Regions from separate parts of the Mus musculus genome. Here region 1 is linked to region 2. Evidence: chromatin loops called from intact Hi-C (ENCODE). Cell type or tissue: left cerebral cortex. All regions are shown on one strand. Each heading gives the region's core, and the rest is flanking DNA. Links, peaks and the distances in the headings are about the cores only.

Region 1 (5,379 bases), core at 196-5,195, 150 kb before region 2:
ATCATTCTACTAAAGTTCATGACTCCTGAACCCTGGCCCAAATAATTACCTACCAAGCATCCAGAATGCTGACAGGTAAATGGTATGCCTCACTCCTTATATTAGACTCCTGCCAAGGAATCACAGCCAAATTATCTTGGTTTGCCTACACACCTAGTAATGGTTTTTGTCTAGCAAAAGATTTATAAGAGCCTGTTTCAAAGGATAGGCAAGGACCAGAACCATAACAAACTGAGAAAGCTCTATCCCCAGCACTCCTTCCTCAATACTAAAATACATTCAGCTCCAGGAGCACATTAGATAGGCATATATAGACTCTATAACACAAAGAAAGCCACTCAGAATCACAAGGACAGGTAAGATACTGTGGTGGTTGGTCTGAGTTACAATGGCCCCCGTAGGCTTATATATCTGAATGCTTAGTAGTCACAGAGTGATGCTATTTGAGAAGAATTAAGACATATAACCTTCTAGAAGACAGTGTTTCACTACGATATCTCTCTCTCTCTCTCTCTCTCTCTCTCTCTCTCTTTGCCTCTGTCTCTGTCTCTGTCTCTGTCTCTGTCTCTGCCTATGGATCAAGATGTAGCTACTTCTCTAGCACCAGAACTGCCTACTGCCATGCTCCCTGCCATGATGATATTACAGTCCTCAGGTCATACCCCATCACTGAAGGAAGTCAGGGCAAGAACTAGAGACAAAAACTCAACAGAAACCATGGAGAAATGCTTAGCCTGCTTTCTTATACATCTCCAGACCACCTGTCTCAGGAGTCCCTATCAGTCCCACTATGAGTTGGGCCTACCCATATCAATTATTAATCAAGAAAAAGCCTTACAGACTTGCCTACAAGCAATCCAATGGAGGCATTTTCCTCAGCTGAGGTTTCTCTTCCCAAATAACCCTAACTTATGTCAAGTTGGCAAAAGCACAAGGGAATACTCACTCATACTGTAATTTCCCTTACAGTCTTGAGTAATACTATTCTACAGGCGCTGCCTTTTCATATGCATTGTCTTCAGCTCCTCAAAGATCTTAGTAGGGACAGGATATATATTACATAGCTTGTACCAGAGCAGCCTCAAAAGGCCTGCACACTACAGATGAACATTAAAAATGCATTCTGTTCGTAGTGAAAGTCAGTCAACATTTTTCAAGGCCCACTACCTAAAGCCGTGTGGGAGGAACTAGGATGAAAATGAGAAAATCTTTTCTTAAAGCTGTTGACAAACCTGGTCAACTCAAGCAAGCAAGGAAAAAAATACAGAGGAGTGTCAAGGAGGTGATGTGTCAGGGAAGTGATGGGTAGTAGGGCAGAGCTCAAAGGCATCTAAGTTTTCAAACCTGAAAGCACAGCAGGTGTTTGGAGTCTGAAATGAAATGAGAAACCCAAAACTCCTGGTCAGGAAGTGGTATTTTTAAGTATTGATAGTACTTCAGGAGAATCCTTGCTGGGGGTAGGAGTGGTGGGCACTTCCAAGGCTTCCTTCCCATGAAGTATCTACCAAACAACAGTTTTCAACTATTTAATGAGATTCCACTTCTAAGCTGCACTGATACAAAATGCTGGCCGCTTACATTGCTATACGCCATACTAACATGGCACACAACATCCTAACTCAATTTCTTGATAATACTAAGTGAAAGTTTACTTTAGAGAGTATGTGAATGCAGTTAACATCTGGGCTTAAGAACCAGTCTGAAAACTTGGGAAAAGAGAACCATCTGAAAGATCTCTAGCATTAGAAAAGAGAGGTGACATGGGGGGGGGTGCACAGTTCTATGGTAGAGCACCCCTGAGGAGTCCCTGACTTGACGTTTTTATCCTCAACCCTGGACCCTTTTCCTACCTCTTCTATCTTACTAGTTGGTAAACGTTTATTTATCGAAAGTACCTTAAACAAGATGCAATGATAACTGAAAGAATGATCAGTAGCTAGTAACTGAAATAGTCTAATGTCTGGGAACTGTGTATCTGCTCTTTGGTAAAACGAGAGAACTTTAAGACCACTTCCAACCCCAACAATACACTTCCTACCTGTTGGGCTTCAGGTAATTCAAACTCATTTTCCTCAATCTTAAACTGGAAATAAGGACTTTGTTGTATGGAAGCTAACTAGTCAGTATTAACCAAGTAACTCCGATATGGTAAGTATGCTGGTGTGGGCCATATTAGCTTTATTATCATCTTTACCATCTTCGCTTTAGCATTGACCACCATCAGATGTCCTGGGATACACAGAAAACAGATGCCCTACAGCAAGTAACAAGGACATTACTTCAACACCCCTGAATCTCACTCTACACAACTTGACAAGGCAGTGGTTAGCCTTATCTGTTGCCATACCTCTATGAGATGACTGTCATAAATTAGTCATGCCTAGCATAGGCCATGGGGTCCCAACATTCAAGACAGCACAGCCTAATTACCTCACCCAAGGAGTTCATGCCTTTGGAATTAGAAAAGTCGGTCTCACTTTGGGACTCCACATACTGACATATTCCTCGCCCCTTTCCTTCCCTGCACCAGGATCTACAAAGTACGAAATTCCTTCCAAGAGCTCACTTGGGCTCCAGGAAAGAAACTACAGTCACCCAGGGGACAGGTGGAGCAGAGTGGTCCGGTTGCTTAGCACCACCAGCTCACACCCCCAGAAGGATCAGAGAGCCATGCTGCTGGGGCTGAAGCTGTCCCATCCCGCAGCCGCTCACACCTTCCGGGACTCGTGGAGCGCAGTTCCCGGTGGCACAGCGGCCCTGCGCGGGGAGGCGGCCCACGTGCCCCCGGGCTACAGGCCGCTCGTCCCCGCCCCGCACTCACCTGTCCGGTGATGCCAGTGATGAGAGCCACCTTCCTGAGCTTGCCCATCTCGCCATCCCCGGAGCCCGGGTAGCTCGGGCACTTAGCGGGAGCTTGAGCCATGTCGCCTCAGGCGGGTGAGCGTGCGGCCGAGAGGAAGGCGGAGTGGAACGAGCCGCGGGCCGGCAGGGACCAGGGTGCGCGCGCCAGTCGTTTCACGGAGCTGCAGCGGCCGCCACGGTCTGACAGGGCGCGCGGGAGGCCGGGCGTGGAGCGAGGGGCGGGCCAGCTTAGTCGGGGCGGGCGGCGCGAGCCGGGCTGAGGCCTGGCTGGCGCCGCGTCACTCGCCCAAGCAGCGACGCGTCAGCAGCGCCCCCGACAGCTCCGCCCCTGCCGGGGTCTCCGCGCTGAGCCACGCCTCTCTGGGGGCGGGGCCTGAGGGCGCCGGGCCCCTGGAAGAGGAAGGATGTAAGTCTGCGGTCAGAGTAGAGGATATGGCCTGCATGGGCCTCGGTCTCCGGGAATCCTCATATCGCCCCATGATGCCAGGAGGAATGACGAGCTGACCTTCTCGGTAGGAAAGAGCTCTGAAATCCAAATCTAGGTATCCAAGGCTGGAGTCATCGACCTTATTAAATTTCTAGAAATCTGCTTCATTGTCTTTGTGAGCAGGTCAGTTTTAACATTTCTCGAAGGCACTAGAGTTTCAAGGCTACTCTAACCTGTGAATCTTCTGTGAACATTAGCAGTTTGCTAATGTTTGGACTAGTTTGGGGGTTCCCGGTAATTCCGTTCAAGGAACAGTATTTACTTCGAGGGCTGGAAGTTTCTGGCCCCGCCCCCATCCTGCATAAGGAAACAATTGACAAAAATCCACAGGTCAGTAAAACCTGTACAAATTTCATGAGGTGGGGTTGTTGCAGTGTCTTTTGAACTTGTTTCTATTTAGTGCATGCACACTGACAGATTCACTGACTGAGAAAGGCTGACAAAGGACTCAGACATAGGGACAAGGGTGTAGGGAAGAAACACACACACATACACACGTACACACATACTGTCCAGCTTATCTCTCCAATAAACATCCTCAAACCGTCTTTCCCTTTGCAAACTGAGCTACTAGGACAGGGCCCAATAGAACCTGCTAGATATGATACAAACCTGTAGTTCCAAAACCAGAGTGCCCAAACTCCTCGGAAACATTCCAAACTTTATACATAGGCTTGTCTGGTTTAATATTTTTACCTTTCCTCTAGCGCATTCTATATGGAAAATGAGACCTAGAAGTTGGGGAAATATATTCCTTAAGGCAAGAAATGTCTAAAATCTAGATGATCTTTAACTATTGATTTAGTTTTATGTAAATATGTTGTAATGTAAGGATAAATAGAAAAAAATGAATACTTAGGAGAGATATGTCCCATTTGTTCTGTAGGTCTGACACCTTCTATCATACTAATGAATACTAGGAATTTATCTGTCTAGTAAAAAATTTAACAGAAAAAAATCATAAAAATCAAATATGTATTGGATGTGCTGAGCTATGGCTTGGTGGTAAAGCACTTGCCTAATGGGATTGATGCCCAATAGTACAAAAGTAAACAAATAAAACCAATATTTTTTAGGGCCTGGAAATGCAAAAATAGTAAAGAAGATATTGCAAACTGTCAGAAATAAAAAACTGTGTCCCTTAAACATCCAACCGGTATTTCCTTTATTACCATCCTAGAATCTGGATATTCAAGATCGGGGTTGACTTCCTCTGAGGCCTGTCTCCTGGCTTGTAGATGTCACCTTGCATCTGGTCATGACACACTTCCTCTCCATGTGCTTGCGTTCCAATTTCCTATTGTAAGGACAGTGACTCCCTTTCATTAGGAACCACCCTAATGACCCCACATTACCTTAATTTCCATTTAAAGACCATAGCTCCCAGCCAGCCAGATGGCCTGGTAGGTAAAGGCGCTTGCCATCCTGAATCTAATACCTATACCCACATACTGGGAGGAGAGAATGAAGTCCTACAAGCTCTCCTCGGCCACACATTTAAAAGAAAAAAATAGTAAACAAAGTAATTAAAAATAAAAGGTATCCAATTACCAATTACTTTTTGTTTTAATTATTTTTATAAAGTTTTTTGTTTTGTGATTTTGGTTATTTATTTATTTATTTATTTATGGTTTCCTTTGTTTTATTTTTAGACAGGGTCTCATGTAGCCCAGGGCTGCTGGCCTGCAATTCATTATATAGCCAAGAATGACTTTAAGTTTCTTTCCCCCTGCCCCTACCTCTTGCTTACTCAAATTATATGCATGGACCACTACACCATGCTTATGTGGTTCCAGGGATCAAACCAAGGATATTGTATATACTAAACAAATACTGTACCAACTAAACTATAGCCCCCCCCCATTGCCTTTTTTTAAAGACTCAGTCTTGAGGTGATGAAGTCTTACACTTCAATATATGAAATAATAGAGAGACACAATACATCTCCTTACAGACAAAGGGGAAAGACTTTTCTTGTTGGTTTGGTTTGGAAGCATGGAAGACAGTTGGTAGTGGGCATCATTGTAATT
Region 2 (5,379 bases), core at 252-5,251:
CACCCTCCCAAGACTGAAAAAATTCTGTGACAGTGTTAGTCTTTCTTATTGTTATGAGTGCAGACACATCTGATTCGGCTTAATTTATAGTTAATTGACCCGTGAAGGTTTGTGGTACTAGTTCCTTGTGTTTCATGGGTTTTGTGCTCCTTGATTTACATGACATCTGTGTAAGGGCAATGACAACAATTTCAACAACAATGACAACAGCTTTCATAACACAGAGGCCCTGGGTGACTCTGGTTCTATTAGGTTGAGAATCATTTTTATTTTTCAAAAAGAGGGCTGATATCATTATAATGCAATGGTAAAGATTTTTCTTTTCTTTTCTCTTCTTTTCTTTTCTCTTCTTTTCTTTCTCTTTTTGATGCATATAATTTTCTGAGTGCAATTCCCAAAACTGCAAAGAAACAAGAAAAAATAATAAGGAAAGCCTAATTATTTTGTCTGTTTTCTTAATTAAAAAACTAGAAAAATTATTTTTCTAATGGTTTCAAGTGTTTTTAAATTTTATTCACTTAAAATTCTTATTTTAAATAGACAAAATATAATTAGGCACACATACATATATTGTACAGAGTAAGGTATGTGATTAAGTAAAGACAAGACAATTAGCCTACTCTACTCACATACGCAGTAATTTGGAAGTATGTAGCATGTTATCGTAACTATAACCATCATGTCTGACCACAGACCTCACCAATCTGTTCCTTTTGCCCGGCTGAAAATTGCCCTCCTTCCCGCTTCTTGCCTCTTTCATCCCTGGCAGTCACCACTATGCTCTCTGCCACTAGTTTGACTGTTTTGGCTCTCACATACAGTTCATATCAAACAATTGATCTCTTTTTGTATCTGGTTTATTTCAGTTAACATAATGTCCCCAGGTTAAGTGACAGAAATGTCTAAGGGTAATGGATAGTGATCCAATTATATATATCACATAATATAATATTTATATCTATCACATTTTCTTCATCTATCCACATGTCAACAGACACCTGGTTTCAGTTCCATCACTTGGCTACTTCAGACCATGCTGCTGGGGCGAAGACAGCAGACATACTGACTACAGCGCCCTTGGATGCATACTTCAAAGAGTACTGATGGACCACAGGGTTACTCTGCCCTTTAGTTCTTAGGAACCTTTAGGGTGAATAGTTTCCCATAATGGTTACTCCAGGTACAAGCTCACCAAGAGTATATAAGGGCTCCCTTCTCTCTGCTTTCACGCCATGAAGAAACATAAGCTGGGATACCATGCTTGTCAGGTTGGCTTTTGTTTGTTGTCACCTCAAAGCCTCAGGGAACATGCTTAAATGCTTCATTCACGTGACTGCTGGGAATAGGCTGGCTCTCTGTCCCTGTCACCACAGAAATGAAGCTCACGAACAGCAGATACTACAGTAGATGTTAACTGAGGTGGGCTATTTGCTCTGCCCCCTGCGTGTGGAGGAAGGGTAGACCTGCTTTTTATTCTCATTCTGTGACTTGGGCTGAAACCCACGTGTTAGCTGCCAGCCGTACTTCCAGTAGATGTGGTTCCCCAGTCGAGCTGCGCATTAAACAGAATGGTTAGTTACTTCAGCATTGAGATGACCACCACACCTGAGAGCAGTAATGGAAGGGATGAACGGTTTATTTTGGCTCATGGGTTTCAGTCAATTTAAGGCGGGGACAGGGAAGGTATGTGGAGCAGCTCGGCTCCTGGCCATGAGAGCTGCGGCAGAAGCTGATCATCACTGTAGTGAACCAGGAAGTAGACAATGAAGCAGACACTAGAGGCCAGGTAGAAAGAGTCAAAACCTACTCTGAGCTGCCTACTTTTGTTGGCTAGAACCCACCTCCTAAATATTCCACAGCCTCCCTAAATAGTACTGCCAGCAGGGGAACAAACATTCGAAACCTAGCCAATGGGGGCACGTTTTACATTCAAACCCTCACAAATATTAAATCAGCCAAATTGTCTCCACTGGGCTCTTGGCAGCTGTATACGCTCTGGATAACGAAGGGGGTGGGGGTGGAGGGGAAAGACCTGTCTCCTATCTATCCCCAAACCTGAGCACCAAGGACTTTTTCAAAGCATGTAAATTCATAGACTTCTCTTTTCATCTTTGCACACAGAGACTGAACCCAAAGCTCCATGGCGACTGGATAGAATAGTCCTGCTCGATGTGTGTACCCCCGCTATCTGAGAGTCCCCCTCCTTTCAGAGGAGGCACAACTAAATTTGAGTTCCAGATAAACACCAGATACTTCTAAAGTGTTAAGCGTGGCTCCCAGATTGCACGGGGATATACTTACACTAAAAATAATCTTATTTATCTGAAAACCAAATTGAAGCACTCGTCCTGTGCTCTGTCTGGCAACCCTCCTAGGAATTATGAAAGTGTGCTTGAATTAAAGCCAGCTTTCTCTGCTTGTTCTTCTAGAATATTCTGAGCATGCCATAAACTTGCCTGTGCTTCTTAAATTGATTTATTAAGTTACCTGTGTGGTGTGGAGCGGTATCCGACCAGACTAGTGAGGAACTACAAAGAAACCTCTGTTGAGCAGGAGCAAGTTCGCTGTGGGAACGGAAAAGGCAGGAATTAAATTGGGTCTTCTGAGTTTAGGCTTCAGGGAGGGAAATGAAGAAGTGGCTAGCGAAGATCTTAAGTGTAGCAGTTTGAAAATAACATTCAGCTGTCAGAGCTCTCCGTTTAGAAGTGTATCTCTCTGTCATTCCTTGCCAGGTTTGTGCCCGGAGAAATGCAGTCAGCGAATCTCCTTTACAACGCCAGGCTGATGGTGGCCAGATGTCAATCTGGGTGTTTCTCTATTTTACTGCTGTTATATTATCTTTAAACTACTGAACAATGGTTTGTAATGAGACTCCTAATATACAGTAGTCAAAATCATCAAGTTACAGAGTCTGGAAAAGCCCATCTTGAAAGTATTTTCAATACTTTCTACCCTTTTCAGAAACCCATTCATTTATCTCAGTATCTCATAGTTATAGGGCCCTACGTTCACACTCTGAACAAATAAAAAGAACTTCTGGGGAAAATATGTTGGTGTAGTTATTGTTTTCATTATCGTACATCATGTTCATATTACTGTGGGAAAGAACCCTTTTCCCTTGGAAAGGAAGTTTCCTGAGAGGTTTATGTGTGGGAGCACACCGGTACAACATCGCCCTCCACTGTCTGCTAAAGGGAATGCATGCTTTCGTGGTCTGTGAAGAGAAAGCCGGAGCCAGGAGTTTTAAGTAGGTCTGTCATGTTAAAGGTGGGTTCCCCCACTGTTGCAAGCACAGGTGTGAGGTTATCAACAGAAGTGATGGGTTGGGCTTGCACCATTAGTTTTTCTAAAAAGCAAAAACGATATGAAGTGTACTCCAATTCTAGGTGGGGATTAAGAAAGGGATTGAAAATCGTCTTCAGTGAGTTTTAGCAAGACATCGTCACGAAGAACGGAAGGCTCTTTATCTTGTTTGTTCTCCTCCCTTATATTGCAGCAGATCATGATGGACAAAAGGAAAGAGAGATCCCCTGCAGATCTCAGCAGCCAATCCAGGAGCTGGATGTGTGCTGACTCAGGTCCCACAGCATCTAAGCGTTTGCTGTGCCCTTTACCCTGTCCATCTGGCAGGGCAGAGATGTCTGTTTATTTTATAGTCACTGAAGTCTGGGAGCAATGCCTCCTCCCCAGCGTGACTACTACACTTAGGCTGGCCTCTGGGGTCACCTAGTATTCCAACCGTGACTCTGAGTCAACACCAAGTGTTAGTGAAGTGTAGGTTTCATAAGCTTCTCGGTCCCACCATTGCGTTTTGCATGTCTTAAGCCCGAAGTACTTGCCTTTTACTCTAGAGTCGGTTATTTCTCTTAGAGTAGTGCTGCTAGATGACATTTTACTTAGTGTTGGTGGCAAAATGAGTTCTCAAAGTGTCCCATTGATGCCTCATTGTAAGGAAGGATTTGGGAGGGTGGGCTACCTGTCGAAGTTTATTGCTCTCTTAAGTCTGTTTTATTCAAGAACGTGTGTGAAGTCACATTCAAGAAAGACGAGCAGTTAGTTTTGGTCTGTTGGCAAATGATTCTTCCACCCCAGTGGCGTGTGAAGTGTTAGGGGGGAATTATAAGTCGGGTGTATTTGGAAGGAGTTCAGATTCTTGGGCTCAGAGGACACTGTTGGATCAAGCTAAGGTCACTGCCAGATGAGTACACTGAATGAGAGGGGTGATGTTTTAGTGTGCTTCATAAAAGGAAGAAGCTGGTAGCATCTTAGTCGGTTTTAGAAACTTAGACTCGATGATTCTGCTATGTCTCTAAGTCTGATTCTTCCAAGCATTGACTTCCAAGGAGAAGCAGCACCGGACAGAAGCCAAGCCAAGCAAATGTAACCCTTTCACAGCCCTCAACGACGCTCCTTAAGTGAGGCTGTGTAACCAAACACTTTTGAAAACTGTGCTAAATAGAGTTAAAGAAAGCGATACTTCGGGAGACATCAGATTCTGAGAAATCCAGGTTAAAAATCCACCGTCAAGTGACTGTCTTTCACCTACACTTTTCGGCTTGTTTGTCACTGCAGGCCAGGGGCAATTCTGCCTCTGCTTCACTAAAGGTGCCACATACACTTCTGTGACCAATTTCCATAAAGTTCGCTTAACAGTTCAAACTTTATTAAGACTCTTGACAAAAACAGCTGCTAGAATTGCAAAGGAATGTAATAATAAAAAAAAAAAAAGCAGAGCCAGAAACAAGCAGTCTATAAAAGCAATATCCACAGAGGCCAACTCCCCCTGGGGTGCAAACTGATCCCAGAGTCTGTCCATACCATGCGGATCCCCAAATGGGCAGACAGCAGGACACCCTGACCCAGCGGAAGCTTCCTGCCTGAGGCTGTGGCCATCGCTCCACTGAACACCAAGCTGAGGTCAAGGCAGGATGCCAGATTAAAAAAAAAAAAAAAAAAACAGGCCAAGAGAAGGAAGGCACGGTGGTTTTAAAGAATGGGGACAAACTGGAGCAAGTTCATTTCATGCTGGTTTTATTACGCAATAAAAAATCGCCAACACATACTCATTTACTAAAGAGAAAACAAGAAGTGTTTAGCTGACTGGAGTCTCCATATCATTTCACACTGGAGAGGTGCACAGTGAACTTAGTGGGTCCTGTGACTCCCTGGACAATCTTAGGGTAGATTTCAGAGTAGAGTAGGACTTAGGTTAGTGTTGATGGCCCACTCTTGTTAAGCTTCTTTGACTTGGGAAGCTGTCCCGTGTATAGTTGATATCCTCTTATAAGGACCTGTGATATTACAGGGAAAAGAACCGCCTTCACTGTGTCGCCTTCCACGTCCAACTGTAATATGTAGAAAATGGTAAATTAGAAAATG

What was found. Peaks named below come from ENCODE experiments on the same cell type or tissue, not always from the same donor. Only the 100,000 strongest peaks of a DNase experiment are listed, where the experiment ranks them.
Region 1: a loop joins it to region 2, with 2.4 times the contacts of the local background. A loop is called at or near these places in 1 of 42 quality-filtered maps.

Annotation. Positions count from the first base shown.
Region 1 is chr13:32,335,561-32,340,939 of GRCm38, forward strand. It overlaps Gmds (GDP-mannose 4, 6-dehydratase), which reads right to left and starts at 2,984. Exons shown (of 11, transcript NM_146041.2): 1 at 2,822-2,984. The coding sequence starts at 2,923. In left cerebral cortex, for the core only: no CTCF peak of the experiment used is centred there; DNase peaks (open chromatin) are centred at 2,346, 3,174 and 3,860; H3K4me3 peaks cover 1,820 bases; H3K27ac peaks cover 789 bases.
Region 2 is chr13:32,490,329-32,495,707 of GRCm38, forward strand. It overlaps Gm40876 (a long non-coding RNA gene), which reads left to right. Exons shown (of 4, transcript XR_873209.2): 4 at 2,733-2,953. Among named protein-coding and RNA genes, the nearest start is that of Gm40876, 28 kb to the left of the region's middle. In left cerebral cortex, for the core only: a CTCF peak has its summit at 3,182; DNase peaks (open chromatin) are centred at 2,417 and 3,182; H3K4me3 peaks cover 710 bases; H3K27ac peaks cover 342 bases.